Regions from separate parts of the Homo sapiens genome. Here all the other regions are linked to region 3. The links are chromatin contacts, found by Hi-C or POLR2A ChIA-PET in ENCODE. All regions are on one chromosome and are shown on one strand. Each heading gives the region's core, a stretch centred on a gene start or an enhancer-like site at or near the end of the contact. The rest is flanking DNA. Distances are from core to core; before and after follow the strand shown.

Region 1 (3,887 bases), core at 425-2,924, 640 kb after region 3:
GCAACTCTCCCTTCCACGCTTAAACATGTATTGCAGAAATGGTTCACAGCTTCCTTACAATTATTTTAAGTTCATCTCCTATACTAGATTGTAAATTTCATAAAGGTAGGATTGCATAGCATATTTCCTTGTACTTTTTGTGGCAGTGGAATTTTCCTATGAAGGAAGAAAAAGTGTGGAGGTTAAGAGCTGGCTAAAATGACATTGGATCAATTAACAATGAGTCCAAAGACTCAACGCAAGACAGACAATAACAATTCAAGTTCGTTCTTTTCATGGAAAGGAACTTGATAAGATTTCTTGTGGAATTTTTTATTTTATATACTTGTCACACTGAAAATTTAATATGTATTTTTCTAGCTGTTTAATATCTGATGCTCCTATTAGATTCAATTTCCAGAAGGCAGGCCCCTGATTGTTTTGCTCACCTGAGCAATGTCTCTTCAGCACCCAGCGCAGGCCCCATGAGCACAAGTACTCACAGAATAGAGAAACGAAGGCATGCCCAGCACCCTAGAGGAAGGACTGTCATAAAGAAAGAAAGAAAGAAAGTCACATTTCTGAGAACTACTGTGTGCATGTGTGCATCAGAGTGTCCTAATGTCAAATCACCTCTGTTGAGTCCCTCATAGGGTAAAACTTTCAGGGAGGGCCAGGATGTCTGCAGAAACGTTTCAGGTCCACATTTCTCCAAAGATAGAATGCACAGCTTTTAGAGACAGCTGACCTTCCATTGCTAGGGGCTTCTTAGTGGAAGTGTGCTGGAGACCATGGCTGGGGAACTGGGCTCAGTGAATTGCCATATCCTTTTCTAAACAAATGATTTTAGAATTTTATGACCAGGTGTTACCATAGTAAGACCTGCTCAGTAAAAAAACAAACAAACAAACAAACAAAAACAAAAAACACTATAGGGCTCTATCCAAGGTGCTTGTCTAACTCTCTAACCCCAGTTTCAATTTCTCGCCCTTAGGGGCAAATTGGCAGGTTGTCCCCTGCTCCTCCTGGCCCACACAGCCTTGCTTATTTGTCTCTGTGTGATTTCCTTCTGAGGTATGGCCTCAACATTCCTCTCAACATAGAGTCTGGAGAGCCACATCTGTAGACCTGTCTGGGCTCATGGGAAGTTGACTTGCGCTGTGAAGCTCTTGTAGGGCCACCTGCCACACCCCTCTGATGACAGGGGTCACTCACTGGGCTTGAATCTTCCCTTTATTTCTAAATTCACTTTTTTCTTCTCATTTGTCTGCATTTCCTTTTCTTCTATTGTCATGGTTCTCAGACTTGCAGGTGCTTCAGATCACCTTTGGCACTTGTTAAAACACAGCTTGCTGGGCCCCAGCACCAGAGTTTCTGATTCAGTAGGGAATTTGCATTTCTAACAGATTCTAGGTGATGCTGCTGTGGCTGGCCAGGGGGGCCCGCCTTGAGAGCCACTGCTGTGCTGTGACCCAGGGTGTAAGAGAGAAGCACCTACTGACCATGGACCCATGGCCAGGAACTCCGCATGGAAAAGGACAGCAGGGGTAGCCGCCCACAGGGAAGAAGCGAGCTGCTGCCAAGTGAAACCTGTGGCCAGCCCCACCTTTCTTAGCAATTCAAGCTCTGAATCAAAGTTCAGGCCAACCTTGGGAATTGTGGTTTTTAGCAACTTTGCTGAAACCAAAAACATTGCCCAACTTGAAGTGTCAAAAGCCTGCATCAAGCACTGGCTCTTCCTCTTTTCTTCCGTAGGAGCCTCCACTCCTCCGTATATGAAAGTTTCAACTGCTGTCGTCCTGAGGGTTTGGCAAGGAGGGACATTCCACAGTTGTGAGATGACTGTGTTCTAGAGAGTTGACAATGCGGCATTTGTGTGTGTGGCGACTTCCTCCATAGAAAAACTCCAGAGAGCCTCCCTTCCGATGCTGCTGATACCCTTCCTTCCCAAGGTTCAGAATCAGGGAGTCCATTTGAGCAGAATCTTAAACAATATCACACACTTATGGAGCCACATCAAGCTGGGACATGCCACTGGGTCTAGAAAAAAATTTTGAGAAAGTATTGCTGTCATAAAGCTGATGTGTTTTGCTGTGTTAGAAGGCAAGATAATCTTGCAGAGACACAGAACCAGATAATTCCTTTTAAAGCAAGGTCATGAATAATATATATAGATAGCCATAGTCGCTGAGGGAAGATAGCAGAAGAAATAAATAGAAGAGCTTTAAAAATTGGAAAGAACTTCATAAGAACAGCAATCTGGGGCCAGTCTTGGGGGAAATTTACTCTTGCAATCTAAAATGTCTGAGGGTAGTATTAGGCATGCTGTAGTGGATGTAATGTTCCAAATTCATGTGGGTCACCTTGAATTATAAGCAGAAGGCTCAACTAGGTTCACTATTCTCAATTTGAGAAGGCAAAGACATGCATACTCCATTCTATTAAGATTTCTACAAAACTAGAGAGGGGAGTATGGCTTAGCGATTAAAAGCCAAGAGTGTAGAGCCAGGCTGCCTGGATTTGAATACCAGTTCTTCCACCTACCAGCCATGTAATTCTAGGTAATCTATTGGATGTCTCTGAGCCTCAGTATTGTCATCAGTAAAATGGAAAAATGATAGTTCCTACTTTATGTCGTTTTTAGGAAGACAAAAAGCTTCAATATATGTAAAGTGCTTTGAATGGCACATATTACAACGTTGTTTATTAAATATCTGCTATAGTAGTTAATGAAGTACTGTAGTTATTTGTTAAATAAATACTCGAAGTTGAATTTTAGATGGGTCATGCTTTTAGCCATAACATTCTGTTATGGAGAGAATTCCTATGCTGTGGGAGCTCCATATTTTCTGAAACTGGTAGGAAATCAGAAGTCTTGGCTGTTATCCTCTAAGTAGAGAGAACATGGGCCTTGGAGTCCAACAGGTTTAGGTGCAAATCCTGGCTGTGCCAGTTCCAGTTCGATGACCCTGGGCAAGACGACCACCCTCAGTGAACTTCAGTCTTGTACTCTCTGACATAAATGTCAATGATTTAATTAAAGCACCTGATAAAATTTGAAATATTCACGAAGCCATCTCTAAGTGGGGGCTCATGTCAGTGTGGGTGGCAGGCAAAAGGAGTTATTACTGTAAGCTGAGGAAAGCATGGCAAAGCAATACATGCTGAGAAGCCTGAGGTGTGAACGGGGAAGGGCCCAGGGCTGAAAATCACCCGGACGACATCTGCTTTGCCCTCCTCCTCTCCAGGTGTGGCATTGGTGAGAGCACCCACTGCATGGATGCTGACCACCTGCCTGGCAGCCTCTCAGCACATTCCAGTCTGTTTTGTGAAATCAGGTGCAGATAAAAGCCATACTGAGAAAGCACCCAGAGGCCTGAGCTTTTGCCCCATCGTTGACTTAACTGACTGTGAACTTGGGCAAGTCACTTTTCTTTTCTGATGTTCTTTTATTCTGTCTGCAAAATAGCATGCCTGAGGCCCGTTCTTGTTCCAAGCCTGCTAAAATCAATTGCCCTGCCCAACAAGGCTGTGCATGAGCTTTAATTGCTCTGGGGTGTGCTGCATTGTTCTTACCTAGCTTTGTTTGTCTATGTGCTGGCTTAATGAATCTTCATCATGTAGCCTCTTCAGTTTTCTAGCCTTTGTATTTATGTCCATCAGCCCTTGCCATGGAAGGCCAGCACCTGGCCACATCGTCCTCCCTCTGTCCAAATCTCATGTCCCTTCGCCAGTTCCCTGAGTGCTGTCATCAAGGGACAGTTTAGAATTTCAAAATACTTTAGACAACAAAGGAAAACTAGGATATGGCAAAATCACATCTAACAAATATATTTCTAAAGGGTGTGTGAAGGAAAACCCAAAGGTTAGGTTAGAAATTTTAAGCCTTATTTCATCATTATTTGCAC
Region 2 (4,002 bases), core at 1,135-3,634, 970 kb after region 3:
TTAATCATACATGATTTTCTTAAAAATCATATAATGTTACTTAATATACATTCTTTGTGATGGGACAAAAATGGCAACTTTATTAGAGGAAGAGTTAATGTAAAAACCAACAATCTATTCTAGTTGCAATCCTCATTCAAAAATTCAAATCAGCTGATAAAATTGACATAAATTTTCAGATGTAAAACAAAGACATCTTCATCCTCTTAGTCTCCAGATAGATATCACTCGCCTGGAAAATTTTCTCTGACTCCTAGATTTGGGAGAAACTCACTGCTATGAATTGTCCCAGCACCCTGTTCTTACCATGCGACTCATAATAGCGGTAGCTATTTATTTCTTGTCATCCTTCCATACCTATCTAGGAACTCCTTGGGAGAGGGACAGGATCTTCCTAACCACTGTATTCCTCATGCCTAGTACAGTGATGGCACCCAGCAGAATTTCAGTAATAGGATTTAATGAAAGAACAAATGAATAGAGTTTGCTGGTAGAAAACAAGGCTAATTTTCAAACTTTCCCTGCTGACATGAAGAAGAAGGTATTTTCTTTAGCACCAACATGGTTTTTTTTAGCGCTCCCCAGCACTAAAGTGGAAATATGACAATGTACAGTTCACAGGAAGTAGATATTTCACACTATGATTAGTCTTTTTGGGTTGTTGACTGAACCAATCTTAGGACTTTAAAAGTCATAGGAATGCTGTAGCCCTATAACCATGAGTTCATGGCTGGCTGATTAGGCTCCTGAGACTAAAGCAACAGACACACAATCAAACCTCCTACTCTTGCTGCCTAAATTTTATTTATTATTTTTATTTATTTATTTATTTATTTATTTATTATTTTTTGAAACAGGGTCTTGCTCTGTCACCCAGGCTGGAGTGCAATGGTGTGATCTCGGCTCACTGCAACCTCTGCCTCCTGGGTTCAAACAAGTCTCCTGTTTTAGCCTCCTGAGTAGCTGGGATTAAAGGCGGCTGCCACCACGCCTGGCTAATTTTTGTATTTTTAGCAGACACGGGGTTTCACCATGTTGGCCAGGCTGGTATTGAACTCCTGACTTCAGGTGATCCACACACCTCACCCTCCCAAAGTGCTGGAATTACAGGTGTGAGAAAACATAAATGAAAACTGCAGTAAAGTAAACAAAGCAAAAGTGACAATAAGGAGTTGAAGGCAGCTGAGAGTTGAAAGTGTCCTGCAAAAGTCTCAAACTTTGCCGTTTTACTCAGAGAACTCTCTAGAGCCCTGGTCTAAGGTCCAGACAGACATGGTATTATCTGACTTTCTGTTCCCAAATCCCATCTGATTACGTTGCAGCCTCAGTTCTTTATCTGCTTCCCAGCCTATGTGGGTTTAGTGAATGACTGGCTCCCTGAAAACCCATCAGTCCAGATAGTGCCTTTCAGGGGAACCTCTTTCCTCCCAGGCTTGCACAGTGTATTTCAGCTGGGATGCCTCCTGATGACTCCCTCTGGCTGGTTCTGCTACATTCGCTCACTAACCTTTAGATACTCATTCATTATTAATGCAAAAGTGAGTGGTCATTGCCGAGTTGCAGTGGAAAGTCACACTTAACTTTCAATGCCATCTTCCTCTATTCCTGAAAGATGCTATTAGAATTAGGCAGGATGTTATAAGCTGAGAGAACAGCAAAGGAAAAGCATTTGCCTGCCTTCCAACCTCTCATAGCAATGATTAGAACACATTAAGGATTCTTTTCATTCTAGTAAGTATTTTTCTAGGTTTGCTCGAAGACCTAAATCAAGTTAGGGTAGGTTTTCGTAAGTGCCCGTGGTTTGGGCTGAAACCGAAAACTGATTCAAATGATGCAACTATTATGAAAGTTTTTCTGTAATAAAGTAATCATAAAATTGAAATTATGAAATGACTAGTGTTCACTGCCTTTCCATTTTCCAAGTAATTATCTGACGCTTCTGGGGTTTAGCAGATTTTTCTGCTAAATTTTTATTAAGATGAAAAAAGAAACATTTGTAAATAGCACCAAAGGTAGGATGTATTAAAAAGATACAGAGATGCTCAAAAGGCACTGAAATAAACTCTGTTTAATTTCTACTGGGGTCTTGCAAGCTTTTGGACACCCGAGTCAAATATTAAAACAACATTAGGGATTTTTTCTTAAGTTCAGAAACCCCCACCATCTAAGCAAAACATTTAAATTCTATTTTGGCCTTTGTTAGAGTTGGAGCATCATCAAACAGTACTTTTTCTAATCTGACATTTTAGAGGTTGGCAAATAATGACCATGAGCCACATTCAGCCCACTGTCTGTTTTTCTAAATACAGTTTTATTGGAGCACAACCACACCCATTTGTTTATGTCTTATCTGTGGGTGCTTTTCACACCTCAATGGCAGAGTTGAGTAGTTGCAACAGAGACCATATGGCCTGTGGAGCTGAAAATGTTTACTATCTGGCCCTTTACAGAAGAAGTTTGACAATGCCTGCTTTAAATAAAATATGCATTCTATTAGCTGGAGCTAGGCTTTTACAGATTATTAAAATATAACTAAATCCAATCCTTAACTTTCTGAGCTGCCATTACTCCCAAATATATTCCATTTGTGGCTGATAAAAACAATGTTTTTTTATTTTCTTTACCTCTCAAAAAATGCACTGAAGAAAACCTAACATATCAGAAGACCTGTCTATGGAAAAATAGGGGGAAAAGTCTCCTAAGAACAACCTCAGAGGGTTTTTAGAAGAGCAAACATTGCCCAATTTGTTCCCAACCAGTCCCATTTCTGTTGGTAAAATAAGCTCACAGCTTCAGTCATTACTCTTTGGGCCAGCAAGATCAAAGATGTGTTTATGTGAATGTGCCAGGGAAGGAGACAAAAAGCAGAGGTTCTCCACCATGGCTGCATATTGGAAGCACCTGGGAGATGAAGACAGTTCGAAAGCCAAGTCCCTCCCCAGGCCAATTAAATCAGAGTATGTGGAAATGTGGCCAGGGCAGCAGAATGTTTTCAAATTCCCCAGGTGGTTCTCCATTGCAAATAGAACTGAGAGTCGCTGGGTTCCAGTAAGGAAGGGTGCTATATGGAACAAGGACGTCACTTAAATTTGGGGGTTTTCCTTTCCACTGTAAAATGAGAGGGTTGAAATGAAGTTCTCTGAGGTCATTCCCGTCTGTGATTATAAGTGCAGTTCAATTGAATTAAGTTAATTTCCCCAAAAGAGGAAGCATGGAGCATTTTGACACCTTCTGTTATGAAGAAATATGTGGAATGGAAAGTGTTCAGAGCACGAATGGGTTCACTGCCGTGGGAACATGGGAAAGAAGGCTTGACGGTATTTCTGCTACTACTCTGTGGTTCAGTACTTCAGAAAGAAGAGAAGCCAGAACTTCTCTGGGACCTGTGTCAGACGCATGCTGTTACTCCTGCTGGCCTTTGCAGGCACCTCCAGTTCTGGTGGTTCACTTTTAGTTAACAGACAATAACCGAACACATGGTCTGAGGCTCACACTGTGCAGAGAGAGGGTGAAGCTTCTCAAGGGTGAATATTTTCTCTAGAGGAAAACAATGATGGGATAGATTCTGGTTCTGCTGCTTACCAGCTGTGAAAGATGGGATTTATTCATTCTCTCTAGACATCAGTTTTCTCATCTGCACAATAAGAGTAATAATCATCTCTCTATTCTGGTATCCTACAGAGGATTAAATAAAATAATGCATCAGAAGGCTTGGCAAAGTGTCCACCACAATGTAGGCTAAACAAAGAGTATATCATCATTACAATCATTTTCATTATTATTACTGTAATCATCATGATGTATTGGCAACACACAAGTGAATCAAAGGTACTGGCTACCAGTGATTTTCAATTTGTGGTTACAAATGACACCTAACAGGGCTGACTTTGTTAATATTTGAGGGGCTCTATAATAGTAAGATGGGAAGGTGTCTTTCTGTATAAAATACCTCAGACATTACGAGGGAGCCAGGCATGGTGGCTCCCGCCTGTAATCCCAGCA
Region 3 (3,861 bases), core at 1,141-3,640:
TGGGACCCTATGAGATTCTGGTTTTAATGGTCTCCATTTTACAGAGGATGAATTTGAGACAGAGCAGTTCAAGCAGCTGCCTGAGGTTGCACAGCCTGTTAAGAAGAGCGGTGGGTGGGACACAGTGTGGGCCATTTACAGGAGGACTGAGAGAGGGAGGTTGAGAAGCCTGTAATTGAACTGAAATCCATGGGGCAGTTGTGGTACGGGAGCCACTGGGTTGGGTCAGCCTCTGTTTTGCCCGGTGGTCTCCCAGAATTCCGGGTCTCCTTGCTGCTCCAGTTAACTGCTGCACTTTTCTGCAGGGCAAGGAGCCGTATCTCAAAGAGATACATCTCGTAAGAGAATGCAGGCCATGCTGCCTGCAGGCTGTGAGCCTCCCCCTTCAAACCTCCAGGAAAGGGAAGAAAGCTCTGCACCTGGCATTGTTAACTTCAGGCTTACAAGAGTTGAGCCAAAGCTAACCTCCCATCTTGGCAAGTTGAAGCCCTACTCACCTTGGAAGGCTCATTGTGAATGGCAACTTCTCCTGGAAGCTCTCCAGATCCTCCCCCAGACAGGGTCTCTCACTCACAGTACTTTGCACAGGGAAATATCTTATTACCATGCAATCTTTTCCACAGTTGTTTGTGTTTGTGTCTTGAAGTCCCGGAGGGCTGGAACTCTATCTATTAATATTTGTGTGTCTTGCATGTAGAAGGTGCTTAATAAATGGTTGCATTAGTAGGTGCTTAATAAGTGGATTCGAATGAAGGGAAAAAAGGTCCTGGAACCTTTTTTCCTCCTCTAATTTTCCCTGTTTTTGGGTGAATTTGCGGCTAAACTATCCTTGTAGTCTGTCCTTCTGATATTTCTTTGTTTCTCTGTAGTCCCATTGTTGATTATTTCTTCCCCATTCATGCATTTACAGGTCTGACCTATATTAGAACTAGCGGTCTCTGGTCTCTGAGTCCTCGAGGGCTGGGTTCCTAACCATCTGTAAGTGCCAAGGCCAGTGCCAGGTCTTTAGTCAAGGTTAATAGATGGCAGCCGGTGAGATAGAATTCCAGCCTCCTGGGAGCCCCTCTCTAACCCTCCTCTGTTCCATCTCCAGCCCACACCCCCTTCTCCCTGGGCCAATCAGCTGCACTATTTCATCCCATCCTAATGAGGGGAGCAGGTGGCCCAGCCATACTCTGGGTCCCTTCTGTGCTTCTCCTTAGTCTTCCCAGCCACTGCTGATCCAGACCCAGACTCACACATGATGTTACGATGATATGGGCTTCAGCTTTGATCAAAGCTGAAAACTGCAGCTGAGACCTGTGCTGGCTGATAAATTAGCAAAGACTGATTTCAGCCAGTTGGGCCAGAGTCTGCAAATAAGTGGTGCCAAGAGCTGTTGGCATAGTTCTAAGTCAGGCCCTTCTAAACTATTCCTTAAAGAACGTCACATCATGGAGGAGGAAACTGGTGGTGTATTGTAGATGTAGGATGGTATCGAAAGGGCCCTCTGTAACCAAGAGGCCAGTAGTTCCCTTTGTCCCTGTTGATTTTCTGCCAGCTTACTCATACTCTGTCAGTAAAGTGGAGGAGAAGGTCATAGAAGAGAAAAAGACAGGGAGGGCCTGCATGTTTCTGTTATTTCCAGTGTGAACATTACAAGCAAGCTCATTAGGGTAATATTTTCAGTGGAAAGGTACATTTCTACTGGGCACAATGTAAGAATATTTTGCTCATGGAATTTTCACTTAACAATAGGGAAAAAAATCCGTTTTCACCAGGCAGCCTGGGCTCCAAGTATGGATTTGACAAGTGTTTCCCCAAATGCCACCAGGTCTGAAGTACGCAGCTGCTATGGAAATTTCAGAACTCTCAAAAGAGCCCCAAATGTATTTTAAACAATCACCAAATCACATATCTAAATTGCTCTTTCTATTGTTGCTAACAACATTTGGGTGTTATAATTAGAGCGACCCCAGAGATCTTGTCTGAGAAATCTTACACATTCATTTAGCTTCTGGACTTTCTGTGCTTTCATTTAGTGTCATGGTGAAATGCAAGGAGTCTGCCTGGCGACTTTCACATCCTATTCATTAGAAGTTTTACTTTCTGGCCCTAAGACGTTGATGTTTGGGTTTTCAGAAGTGTAAGATCATCTTGAATCTGAAACTGTCTTATCTTTGTGTCATTTTTCTTGAAGTCTCACCCACCTGTCTCTCAATCTCATGTCAAAAGTCATCCCATGACTCTTCCATGTTGTCTGATGTGATTTCTGGTTCAGTTTAATGAAGTTGTGAGAAAGCACATCATGGAGATGGAAGGAGGCTGTGTTTTCTACTGTGTGACAGTGTCATTGACTCATCCTAGCGATGCCACTCGCCGCAGGGCTGGAGAGCAGTTGATTGGCTCGAAGAAGAGGGCACATGGATTTATGTAAACCACTTGTGACCATGTTCGGGACTTTTGCAGGGCCTTAAAATTCTATCACAAATGACTCAGCTCTCTTCACAGCTATATTTTTTCAGGCATTTTTCCCCATTCAGGTTTGATAATTTTCTCTCTCAGTTCCTTCTGGTTAATCTTCTTATCTTCAAAATGTAAAACTACCATGCCCATTTTAAAATTAATTTACATGCTGAAGTTTTTTTTTTTTTTTTTTTCCAGACAACTTTCTCCTACCCTTTTTAAAGATGATATCTAACAGGGAAAAATCATGCTGACTTCTTAAAGTCTATTCTGGGATTTATTGGCAATTTGTTCACACACATTAAAGGTTATATTAGAAACTCCCCAAGTACTCACATTAACCAATGAATATAGCATATCGCAGATAACTTGGGCATCACTGTGGGACATAAACAAGGGGTCTCATTGCTTTATAATCTATGTATGTATACCCATTACAGCTTGGTATAGAGTAGCATTGAAAAACAGAGTAAGAATAACTTTTTGCTGGTCGGGCGCAGTGGCTCACAGCTGTAATCCTAGCACTTTGAGAAGCTGAGGTGGGTGGATCACCTGAGGTCAGGAGTTTGAGACCAGCCTGGCCAACATGGTGAAACCCTGTCTCTACTAAAAATACAAAAAAATTAGCTGGGCGTGGTGGCACAAGCCTGTAATCCCAGCTATTGGGGAGGTTGAGGAAGGAGAATCGCTTGAACCCAGGAGGTGGAGGTTGCGGTGAGCGGAGATTGTGCCACTGCACTCCAGCTGTGCAATGGAAGTGATACTCCATCTCAAAAATAAAATAAAATAAATATAAATAAATAATAACAAATAACTTTTTTTCTGTAAATTTTTCTGGATTTTTAGTGTCACACAGCATTTTGGCTCAGTTTTAACTGTTCCAATCACCTGAATTGACATTGTCATCGAGATCTTTATTGAATAAAACTGTGTGAATCAGATTCAGCTTTCTTTTGAGGATTAAAGTAGGCATTGGGAAGTATACAGTATTAGTCAGGGTTCTCTAAGCGAAACGTAACCTGTAGGACATATAGAGATAGACACGTGGGAGGTTTACAATGTTAATGGCTCCCAGGGTTGTGGAGGTCCAGACGTCCTGTGACCTGCCCTTTGCAAGCTGGGGAACCATGAAAGCTGGTGGGGAATTTAGTTCAAGTCTGAAGGCCAGAGAACGAGAAGTTTCAATGTCAGGAGGCAAGAGTAGAAGGATGTCCCAGCTCAAGCAGAGGGAGTGAACTCACCCTTCCTTCACCTTTTACTCTATTCATTGGATAGATGATGACACTCACATTGATGAGGATTGGTGTTCCTTACTCAGTACACTGATTCAAATGCTAATCTCTTCTGGAAACGCTGTACCAGGCAACCCAGAAATACTGTTTTACCAACTATCTGGGTATCTTGTAGCCCAGTCAA
Region 4 (3,592 bases), core at 314-2,813, 690 kb before region 3:
CTCAGGTTCTAGAGAAAACAGGCTGCGCAGCCCATTCCCCAGGCTGCGTGCCTCAGGGACGTCCCAAATCCCAAAGAAGCTTGGAGGCTCCAACCCTTAGAAGTCATGGCTTCTAGGAGAAGAAATGTTATGATATGCCCAAGTGGACTGAGCCTTTGTCCACCTCCCACCGCGCAGGAGCTGCTGAATCACGCTCCTGGGTCCGAGAGTAACACTGAGAATAACTGAGAGGACAGCGACCAGGGGAGGGCCTTGTGGACAAACTGTGTGGATGCTTGGCTGCAGGTCAGGCGGGACAGCGGAAGTTTCTGTTAATAACACAAGTTGAAACTAGCATGTGAAGATGACGGTGAAGATGAGACGTCCCCTTTCCCAAAGCTCAGAACTATGTAATGCTTGCCACCATCACCCTGCCCCTGGAACTTACCTAGAACCCCAGAGAAAAGAAGACAGGGGAACTCCAATATGACTGAGATTAGTAGTGAATGCCCCAGGAGAGGGAGCTAGTAATATAGAAAAATAAAGTCATATTTTTTGCATAGTTATTTTTATTATTATTTTTTTTGAGACAGGGTCTCATTCTGTTGCCCAGGCTGGAGTGCAGAGGCATGATCATGGCTTACTGCAACCTTGACCTCCTAGGCTCAAGTGATCCTCCCATCTCAGCCTCCCTAGTAGCTGGGACCACAGGTGTGCACCACCATGTCCAGCTAATTTTTTTATTTTTAGTAGAGATGGGGTCTCACTATGTTGTCCAGGCTGGTCTCCAAGTCCTAAGCTCAAGTGATTCTCCCACCTCCCAAAGTGTTGGGATTACAGGCGTAAGCCACCACACCTGGCATGCATATTCATGTTTGATTTCTGAGAGTTGCACCACTTCACAAAATTTTCTTAGCTATAGTTTCAAATCATGTAATCTACAGAGAGGGTCTCTGCAAGGTCCTAAAAGTGCTCTTAGAATGCACACAATTAATTTTAAATGGAAGCCTGAATGCTACATGAAGCGTTTTCAGAGTTAAGAAAGAGGTGTTTCCATTAAGTATGTTTGCCATCTAAAAGTCTTGGTAATGACCTTCTGTATTTCTTTGTGATACTTGCTTCAACCTAACACAATGGTTTTATAATCTAGGACTTTGAGGACTGTGTATTATTACCCTAGATTTTCTTAATTAATGGAAGTATCTTGGAACATTTGCTTCCTCTATAGGAACATCCTTTCTTTTCCTATCCCAAGCCTCTCCCAGGAACCATTGCTGAACTTGTCTTCCCTAGGGAGGGCTAATGACAGAAGATGCCTGCTGGCTGCCCACCGCAATGCCTGGGCCAGTTTCCAGCTGCCGAAGACCCTTCTTCAGCATATTATGTTGGTTGATGTCAATGTCAGGGGAACGGGGCATGTGACAGGAGAACGGTGTAGGGGCAGCCCTGGATCAACCATTAGAGAATCTTGCAAAGATCAAAAACAAACACACAAAAGGAGCCGAATCATTTAAAAGTCTTAGTCACACAAACGAAACCAACCCACAGCAAAGCAACCAAGCCGAACACCAAGGTCAGGAGCACGGCTTGTTGGTTAAAGCAGCTGCAAGTGTGGCTGTCTGTGCTCTGCCTGTGGAGAAGTCACCCACCCACTCTGAATCTGTGTTCTCCCCTTCAAAATGGACACGAATCACATCCTCCTCCTAGTGTGATTACAAGGGTTAAATGAGGAAAGCACTTTGTGTCTAGAATTACTTAAGGGAGGAAGACATTTTGTGTCTAAAACTACTTAAGGATGTAAGGAGAATACCAAGAGCCAGACCAGATTTGTTTTCTGTGATTTTAGGGGTGTTAAGCCCCTTCCCTTCAGGTGTCAGTTAACCCTTTAGAAGTCCCTCTGGGGGGGAGATATTTTGGGGGTAGCCATTCCAACTGCTTTGGAAAATCTGGTCTTCAAGTGTTTCATTTATATGGAAAAGGGGATCTTATTTCTAAATATCTTCAAGCTTCTGGCTTTTGTTCTCATCCATTCATTCAACACACATTCTCTCACCGGTCTGGGACCACGGAGCCTCCATTTGTTAAACTATCCCTGTCCCAGACTCTGAAACCCACTGAGTCCTCAACAAGAGGTGTATAGGGAGGCCCAGGCCAGCCCTGCTCAGTGTCAGCGCCCTTGAAGGGCCAGAGATCTGGCCCACGCTCCAGTCCAGGAGGCCAGCACTGCCCACGCCGGTCGGGAGGTGACTACATACAAATTCTGACCGGCAACATCACGAAGCACAAAGTGGGGACGCCAGGGTCAGCTTTAGAGCCCTCGGCTGTGCTTGGGGCCAGAGCCAAGAAAGCAAAGGACCTACTGCTGGGTGTGGGGAGGAGAGGGAAGGTGCCTGCACTGAGCACAGACCCCCTGGTCAGCTGCAGGTGTGCCATGTGGGAGAGGGTCAGCCTCGCCCAGACACAGAGGTTTGGGGCCCACCCTCAGTGGGGAGTCTTGCAACTGATCCTCCTTTGACCTTGACACTGTACTTCTCCAAGAACTGGCTTGTGATGGTCCTACTGCTCCCCCAAAGGGCTGCCTGTTCGGTCCCTGGGTCCCTCTTTTCCCTGTGCCTTTCCTGATACTGGTGTATGTGCCCAGAAACCTGTCAGCTACCATCGGCCTTATCCCTGTTTGGACAAATTCCCAGGATCCTGGTTTTGTTCTGACTAATGAGACTTATGTCTTGCCCCCTGTGGACAGATTTCCAGGCTTCAGATCCTCTGGTGAGTCCCTGCCTCCTGGACCCACCATCAGGGTTGTCCTGGGCTCACAGTTCCACCATCCCACCGCCCCACGTTTGTGGTTTATTCCTCGCACGCCCCGTTAGTCCCGTGCACAGAGCTCACTGCTCTTGCCCTTTATAACTCTGAACACAACTGTGTATCTGTGCTTATTATTCAGGTCTTTCCTACTAAACCGTCCACTTCCTGAGAACAAGGGCTAATGTCAATTCTCTTTTCTCTACTGTTGATTTCTTAGTGCCTAGTACAAAGAACATTTGTTGAATGAGTGAATGGATAATCATGAGTAAATTAATGTACATCCACCCTTATTTTCTAAAAAGTAATGGTAGGCAGCTTCCTTGCACATCTATTATTTTCCTTGATTGTTGGACAACCAAGGGTTAGAATCCTTTAAAGATGAGAGAATAGAGGCCCAGAGTGTTCATGATTCCACAGGCATAAGGCTACAAGGCATGGACTAGCCATTGTAACCCCTGCAGGCAAGTCTTGGGGGTGGGCAGACACACACACACACACACAAATACACACATCACATATACATATACACATATATATACACATACACACAAATACACACATCACATATACATATACACATATATACACATACACGCAAATACACATACACACACAAATACATCACATACATACACATACATATACACATACACAAATACATAGATATACAGACACACACACACGCACGTGTGCACGTGGAGAGGATGGAATGGGCTGGGCACGCATGCAGGCCACTGTACTATAAATAGTGGCAGTCATGACCCTCCCCACAGCTCTGGGAGATGCTTGTGGAGCAGGGAGCATTGAG
Region 5 (3,557 bases), core at 36-2,535, 560 kb after region 3:
ACTGAGAAACTATTACAGATAAGACATGGTCCTGAGGAGCAAGGGCCTGCGGATACAAATTGTTCAATGATCTCTAACCTCTGGCATCTCAGTCCAACAGTGGGAATGGTGGCTCAGCAACTCAATACAGCATAACACCAAGAGGGCTGTCATAAAAGGACAAACACATTAAAAATTACTATGGAGAAGGATGAAGGTAATTGTCTAGGTGGCTGGCAGCTGTGGCCTATGCCCTTGTGTGCCCATGCTGTGGTCTCTACTAACACTCCATGATGGGAAATGCCCCAGGAGACGGATCCTGCCTGTGGGTAGTGGGTGCTTTTGAAGAAAGTGAGATGGAAACAGACTAGCTAGGAAGCCACTGGATGTGGGGCAGGATGGTGTGTAGGGACAAAAAGAAAAGACAAGAACCCGTTTTGATAGAATTGCTCACTGGGAACATCTTTTTTTATGAATATCAAACTAATTCTCCAAGTCAGCCTGGAGTGCAGAGTGGCCAGTGGGAATGCATGCCGCTGAAATTGCTTAATTAAAGGCATGATATCCTGTGTTCATTTAATGCTTTACTTCATGGTCACTGTTTCTTATCTCACAGCAAGGTCCAGGCCTCAGCATCATGCAGAGAACACTGCATCATCCAGAGGCCAGCATCAGAGCCTCCTGGGTAACTGCAGGAAGGGGTCCTCGTCTTGGTGGCCCCAAGTGGAACACCTTTCAAATGAATGCCCCCACCTATAGGGTGGGTGTATGGAGGGTGAAGGAGAAGCGATCACACTTATGGTTTCAGGACCCAGGGAAGATAAAAAAGCAGAGGTGACTGAGCGTCTGGGGAAGAAGGTGATAAACAGCTTCTCAGAGCTTGCAGCACAGACAGCTCCATTCATAACTTGTTAAATGGAAGCTCAGGAATGCTTTCAACAAGCGGGGACATCTTATCTGCAGCATGGATGAGAAATTTCACTCACAACAAAGCTCAGCATAGAAAGGGCTCTTATCTCAGAGTCCAGAATGAGGATATTAGTAACACTGCCTGCTTCTTTCTCAAACCCTATTAGCGTCAGGTAATAGGTTTCACCAGTGGCTTTTAGCATTTGCTCAGCTGCAGAGAGCTACTGAAAAAGAAAGTTTCTTTGGAAACAAGAAGACTTATACTGAGAAACATTACCCGATCATTGAGGTTGCTATTGATTCAGGTATTTCTGAATAGTTGCCTGGAAAGCATTTCTGTAGAGTGAGTCAGGCTTTTGCCCTTCACTTTTGTTTTGAAGATGAGAGTAGTTGCTTCTGGGCAAGGTTTCAGGAAGCCAACATACACACACACACACACACACACACACACACACACACAAAACTGTGTATGTGTGTGTTTCTGTGAATGTACGTCTTTATGTTTTTATGCTTTACTGAAATCGTTTGAAACTAAGGGAATACATGAGGAAGCTTCTAGGGATCCCTGAAGTTCATGAATTTGTATAGAAGACATCTGTGGCTTTTTAAAATTTGTACTGGAGAGCAGGGTCATGCTCTAATTAATGACACGAGTAAATATACAAAGCACTTCTGCCTACATTACTGGAGAAAAGGCCTGAAAGAGGTAGGTGAGAGCTATGCTTTCTATAAGGTTGGAGCAAACAACAAATGCAAAAGCCCTGAGTTAGGAACGTTCCTGAGATGCTCCAGAAATAGCCAGGAGGGCAGTGTGGATGGAGCAGCGTGAGTGAGGAAGGGAGTTGTAAGTGATGAGGCCAGAGAGAACTGATGTGTAATGGTATGGGTACGGCTTACACACCATCACACATCAGTTCTGGTGGCCAGTGCAGTGGCTCCCGCTTGTGATCCCAGCTACTGGGGAGGCCAAGGCAGGAAATATAGCTTGAGACCAAGAATTTCAGACCTGCCTGGGCAACATAGTGAGACCCTGACTCTACAAAAAAATTAAAAAAAAAAAATGCCTGATGAACCATTCTAAGAATTTCAGCTTCTGTATCTGTGTGAGATGAAAAGCCAAGGGAAGCTTTTGAGTCCAGAAGTGTCGTGATTGGATTTTCATTCTGAATGATTTCCACAGGTTGTCCTGTTGAGAATAGAATTAAGGAGGTTGGGGGATAGAGAGGCTCAGGGTTGATCAAGGGGTGATTGCAATCATTGAGGTAAGAAATTATGGGGATTTCACTTAAACTAGAAGCCATGGAGGAGATTAGATGAAGCCATTTTCTGGATGTGTTCTGTGGAGCCACTAGGATTGTTGATGGATAGGTTATAAGCGTCAAAGAATGAACGGAACCATGGATGACACTGATTTCCAAAGCAATCTCTCCATCTTTTTTTATTTAAAAATCCTGGCACCCCAGCGGCTTTGATCTTGGAAGCTGGTGAGCAGCAGTGGCCTCACACTCGTGGTCCATGCCCATGAGGAGCTGTTCCCTGCAGAGGAGGCTCCTGGCTCTGGTAGTCACCTTCTGCAGGGATCATGGGGCCAAGGGCCCACTTAGGGAAATCCCACACCCACTGATCTGTCCTGATCGAATCCTGAATGGACTGTATCAGAGAAATGAGCACCCCTCACACCTTTTCACTAAAGGCAAGACTAGAAAGAGGTGGGTAGGGGGTTGGGGGAGAGCTGATGCCCCCAGAGCACTGGAAATCAAATAGCGGCAGGTGCTCAGCAAGGCCATGCTGGCCACCCTCTGTTTGCCTTTCAGACCCTTCTGCCTCCTTCCAAGTCCAGCCCGTGCCCCAGGACACATCCTTAGGGAATGCCTCTGGAGCCTCTGGCTTCAGGTTGAACTTGGGTATTGAGGAGCACCCGCATAAGGAGAGTTAGAGAAGGGTCAGGTGTGTATCTTATTTGTTTATTCATCTTGTTTGTTACTCTGTTTCTCCTTTGACATCTTCTTTTGTGTAAAACAAATTATTTTCAGTATACTGTTAGTAATGTATTAAATTTTATGTCTATATATACTGGCTCCTTAAAGGAATGCAATACATGTCTTTAACTCATTGCAATCTAATAATTAGTGACTTAATTTTTGTAACACGTAATAATTTTGCACATATATATTTCTATGCCCTTGTCCTCTCTCTGATGGGCTCAGGGTCTGGCTGGATCTCTTGACTCTCCTGAGGCCCCCACCCCTGCTTAGTGGCCTTCCCACACTGCTGACCTCTCTGGGGGCGCAATTTCTCCCACCCCTCCCCTCTCAGGCTGGAAGGGTTGGCAGCTCTAGGATGTTACTAGCCCAGGAAATTAGACTGTTCTCGTGCTCACCCTACACCTTGCCTGCTTCTTTATAAACAATCCCTTTACTGAATTATACTAAAATTATCTCATTTGGGTGTGCCATCTACTTTCTACAGAAATATTGACTGTTGCAGAGGCATACTTTTTGGATTTTCAAAGGCTGTTAAGAATTATAGCCTAGGGATTATAACTTTGAAGACTGTTTTTAATAAACTTTATTGAAGCATAATTTACATGCAATAAAATTCATTAATTTTTAAGTGTACAATTTGATTAGTTTTGACACATGTAAATAGTCCTGTAACGAATAACACAA
Region 6 (3,676 bases), core at 609-3,108, 660 kb after region 3:
ATATAGTATGTTATATTTATTATATATTATATATAATTTGTCTATACAGAGAGATATTTGTATCTTTTTAAAAATGCTATGTTGTAAATATTTTGCAATTTAATGAATAATTGCTGTAAACTTGACTTTAGGTGAAGGTATAATAGTTAATGTTCTCCAAGTTCCCAAATTTTCATTATTTCCATTGTTTACTCATTTAGTTGGTAATTGTTTCTATTTGTTGCTCATTTTAATGTATTTTACATTTTTAAAATCATAAATGATGTGGTATTAATACTTTTTATGCACAAATTATTATCAACATCTTTGACTATTTTGTTAGGATTCCCTAGAATTTTCCAGAATTACTGGGCTAAAGTTTTGTACTTGATAAAAATTGACATATTATTTTAGGAAAAGATTGCAAGTGTGTACAAATTCGAGCTTTTACAGGTAAATGAGAGAATTCTTTTCACATGTCATGCTCTCCAGCATTAAGGGGTTTCCAAAGTTACTTCTAATTTGTAATGCAAAAACAGCTTTTATTACCTTAATTACAAGATTTTATCATTATAGAGCTGCCCTGTCCAAAGCTGTAGCCACCAGCCACATAATTTAATTTGAAATTCACTAACTTACATAGAATTAAAAAATTTAGCTCTTCAGCTGCACCAGCCACATTTCGAGCACCCAGTAGCCCCATGTGGGCCACAGTGTTGAGCATCTCAGAACAGGACACTTCCATTGGTACAAACATTTCAGCTGCTATAGAGGCTAGATTTTATTTTTATAAATTAATAGCTAGTTGTAATTATGTTCTTTCATTTGCAATTGATCGACACAGACACATAACTCAAACCTGCTTAGAAAATAAAATTAAGGATAATTCATTAGCTCATTTCATAGGCAGTCAGGGTGGATATGGATTTCCAGGCATGTCTTAGCATGCTATTTTAAACAATGCTTCCATCTCTCTACAAAATCAGTAACATATTTTTTTTTTCCATTTTCTTCTATCGGTCTCCATTTGGTTGCAAAGATGACAGCTTGTGGTTTATTTCATTCTCGTAAATGTTCTGTCATTAGCAATTTGGTCTGACTTATTTTAATCACATAAATTCATTATGGAAGAATTTTTTAAAGGCTTATTATAAAAATTGTTTATAGTATTCAATGTTTCCATTCAAAATATAATAAACCCTGTATATTATTTGTATTTTACAGATCATAGAAATATTTTTGTTTTCATATACTTTCTACATAAATCTTGCAAAATTTATAGCTAGGTACTTTATGTTTCTACTACTATTTTGGATAGGGTCTTTTTTTCATTTTATTTTCTAAAAGCTTACTGCTCATTTCTAAAAAAAATATTGAATAATCTGTATCTATATTTTATCTGTTTACTTTGCTTATCTAAGTTATTGAGTCTAACATTTTTTTCAGTTGATTCTCTTAGGCTATCTAAGGTATAATCTAAGTATATTCTTTGAATTATAAATGGACTTTTTAAAAATTATTATTTCAAGTAGTTCCCGTTATGTTGGTTCTTGTCTCTTTTCATTCACTAGAACATTCAGAACTATTTTTAAAAATTTGATTTTAAACATTAAGAGTGCTTGCAGTTGTATACTTCGAAAAATTCACCTTGAAAAGACGAAATACAAATTTGAAGTGAGTTCTTTAAATCTTTATTTGGTCCTATATAGAACAATGAAAGGTCTTTGTTGCCATTTTTTTAAGAAAAATCGTATTGCTAGAGATTCACTTTTCTTTCTTCTTGTTGGATGACTAAACAGGAAGAGCGTAGAGCTGCCAAGCCAGGCTTTGCTCAGCTGCATCCTGCCCAGCCTCAGGCGCTCAGTGACCTCAGTAGGATCGGCTGCTCCTGTCTTCGAGCCATCTCTTGGCGAAGGACTTTCCAGGTTCCTCGGCAGGCAGTTGACGATGTAGCACCAGGGGACTCCTGTCCCTTGGTCACGTCCCTTTTTTCAACGTGACCTCAGTCTGGTCCTCTCCAGGCTGTCTTTACTGAGGACAGGCCATGCAGATCCCTGGTCAATCTTGCTCTGCACCCAGGTTGTCAGCATCCTCAGGGTCCACATCTTTCTCCCCTGTACAGAGGGGCTGGAACCCTGCTGTGGCTGGATATGGGAACAGCCACCCGCTGTGGTGGGAACAGATGTCATAGGGCTGGCCTTCAGGAGCTGTGGTCGAGCTCTCATTTCTCACCACACTTTCACACTATTAGTTGTTTAGAGGTACTTTACGGCTGCAGAGCGTCTGTGACGGCTAAAATTGTCTGTTTTACTGGTTACAAAGGGCCTGTTCCAGAGTCTGAATTTAATGGAATCTCCACGCTCTCTCGGCAGCCCCACAGCCTCTCCAACGCAGCGTCACAACGTTTCTGGACGTGGATTGCTTTGTAAATGTCTTTAATTTCACTTTTCACTTTCAAAATACCAAAACTTGAAATGTATATGATAGGTTGCTTGTTCAACATGTAATACAGAATTATGATCGGTACACATATCAAAGAAAAGACCTTGGACCTATAGTGAATTAATGATGAACAAACGTATTTTTGCATGTTTTAAAGTAACACAAAAATTTTAGCTTAATAACCTATTTTTAATTCCCAGTGTTAAATTCTGCTAAAAAAGTTTAGCCTAAAGCTGTCTCCTTACATATTTTAAATTCAGCCTGAAGGTTTCTTCACGTACAGTGAACTGAAACCTAACTAGATGTTAAACAAACTGGAACCAACCCTTGTGCCCATTACTGAGTTTTGGCCAAAGGCAGCCAACTGTCCAAACCAAGTTCAAATAAGACACTACCCAGCTGTAACAAGTCTGGCTGTTTCTGACCTCACTTCCGTCTTTTCTACCTGGGATTTCCTTTTTCAGTCTTTTTTGTTTTAAGACAGAGTCTCACTCTCTCTCTCTTTTTTTTTTTTTTTTTTTTTTTTTGAGATGGAGTCTCGCTCTGTCGCCCAGGCTGGAATGCAGTAGCATGATCTCGGCTCACTGCAATCTCTGCCTCCCGGGTTCAAGCGATTCTCTTGCTTTAGACTCAAGAGTAGCTGGGACTATAGGCACCCACCACCATGCCCCACTAATTTTTGTATTTTTAGTAGAGATGGGGTTTAACCATGTTGGCCAGGCTGGTCTCAAACTCCCGATCTCAAGTGATCTGTCCCCCTCGGCCTCCCAAAGTGCTGAGATCACAAGTGTGAGCCACTGCACCCGGCCCTTTTTCAGCCCTTAAATCTTCCCCAATCACCCAACAGCACCAGAGTCTCTCTGGTTCAGGGAACTGCCCAATTTGCAAATCATTGTTTGCTCAATTGACCTCTGTGAAATTTAATTCGTCTAAGGTTTTTCTTTTCACAACTGTTATTTGTGTGCATTCTCAAATCTTGATAGAAATCTTTTTGAAGTTTTATAGAATTAATTGGGTAGCAGTCCATGTGTCTGTGCTCTGGATTTTATTAAATATTTTACAATTAATCCTTTGTTAAATTTTGAAACAAAAAATCCATAGTGTTATACTTGTTAGCATTCTACTCATTCTTTCTACTGTTTTGGCAACTTAAAAATATCTAGAACAGGCATGGTGGCTCATGCTTGTAATCCTAGCATTTTGGGAGGCCGAAACAGGAAGATTAAAGATTGCTTGAGCCCAGGAGTTCAAGACC

Evidence for each region. A loop is a pair of places that touch in the nucleus more often than their neighbours do. ChIA-PET counts read pairs that join two places held with the same protein, here RNA polymerase II (POLR2A). Pooled maps may share reads with other maps.
Region 1: a map of GM12878 shows a loop between it and region 3 (7-fold over the local background). The contact joins two enhancer-like sites. A Hi-C loop is called at or near these places in 1 of 168 maps with a recorded cell type or tissue (GM12878), 7 of 37 single-sample maps with no recorded cell type and 11 of 50 pooled maps.
Region 2: a loop to region 3 is called in a pooled map, with 9 times the contacts of the local background. The contact joins two enhancer-like sites. A Hi-C loop is called at or near these places in 1 of 168 maps with a recorded cell type or tissue (GM12878), 3 of 37 single-sample maps with no recorded cell type and 11 of 50 pooled maps.
Region 4: a loop to region 3 is called in a pooled map, with 6 times the contacts of the local background. The contact joins two enhancer-like sites. A Hi-C loop is called at or near these places in 1 of 37 single-sample maps with no recorded cell type and 3 of 50 pooled maps. POLR2A ChIA-PET finds 5 or more read pairs at or near these places in 1 of 52 experiments (GM10248).
Region 5: a loop to region 3 is called in a pooled map, with 9 times the contacts of the local background. The contact joins two enhancer-like sites. A Hi-C loop is called at or near these places in 4 of 37 single-sample maps with no recorded cell type and 9 of 50 pooled maps. POLR2A ChIA-PET finds 5 or more read pairs at or near these places in 2 of 52 experiments (activated CD4-positive, alpha-beta T cell and naive thymus-derived CD4-positive, alpha-beta T cell).
Region 6: a pooled map shows a loop between it and region 3 (5-fold over the local background). The contact joins two enhancer-like sites. A Hi-C loop is called at or near these places in 1 of 168 maps with a recorded cell type or tissue (GM12878) and 6 of 50 pooled maps. POLR2A ChIA-PET finds 5 or more read pairs at or near these places in 1 of 52 experiments (activated T-cell).

Annotation. Positions count from the first base shown.
Region 1 is chr2:7,771,383-7,775,269 of GRCh38, reverse strand. No RefSeq gene overlaps it. Among named protein-coding and RNA genes, the nearest start is that of LINC01871, 48 kb to the right of the region's middle. RefSeq lists an enhancer at 1,519-1,568. Within about 2 kb of position 1,674, at least 4 of the 41 ENCODE cell types and tissues checked have a DNase peak (open chromatin) inside an H3K27ac peak, as active enhancers do.
Region 2 is chr2:7,435,678-7,439,679 of GRCh38, reverse strand. The region is part of intron 4 of LOC100506274 (a long non-coding RNA gene); the gene reads right to left. Among named protein-coding and RNA genes, the nearest start is that of LINC01871, 290 kb to the left of the region's middle. Within about 2 kb of position 2,384, at least 4 of the 41 ENCODE cell types and tissues checked have a DNase peak (open chromatin) inside an H3K27ac peak, as active enhancers do; they include GM12878, where a contact is called at or near this core.
Region 3 is chr2:8,407,445-8,411,305 of GRCh38, reverse strand. No RefSeq gene overlaps it. Among named protein-coding and RNA genes, the nearest start is that of LINC00299, 81 kb to the right of the region's middle. Within about 2 kb of position 2,390, at least 6 of the 41 ENCODE cell types and tissues checked have a DNase peak (open chromatin) inside an H3K27ac peak, as active enhancers do; they include GM12878, where a contact is called at or near this core.
Region 4 is chr2:9,097,427-9,101,018 of GRCh38, reverse strand. No RefSeq gene overlaps it. Among named protein-coding and RNA genes, the nearest start is that of MBOAT2, 96 kb to the right of the region's middle. Within about 2 kb of position 1,563, at least 2 of the 41 ENCODE cell types and tissues checked have a DNase peak (open chromatin) inside an H3K27ac peak, as active enhancers do.
Region 5 is chr2:7,845,724-7,849,280 of GRCh38, reverse strand. The region is part of intron 1 of LOC105373408 (a long non-coding RNA gene); the gene reads left to right. Among named protein-coding and RNA genes, the nearest start is that of LINC01871, 120 kb to the right of the region's middle. Within about 2 kb of position 1,285, at least 4 of the 41 ENCODE cell types and tissues checked have a DNase peak (open chromatin) inside an H3K27ac peak, as active enhancers do.
Region 6 is chr2:7,747,398-7,751,073 of GRCh38, reverse strand. No RefSeq gene overlaps it. Among named protein-coding and RNA genes, the nearest start is that of LINC01871, 23 kb to the right of the region's middle. Within about 2 kb of position 1,858, at least 4 of the 41 ENCODE cell types and tissues checked have a DNase peak (open chromatin) inside an H3K27ac peak, as active enhancers do.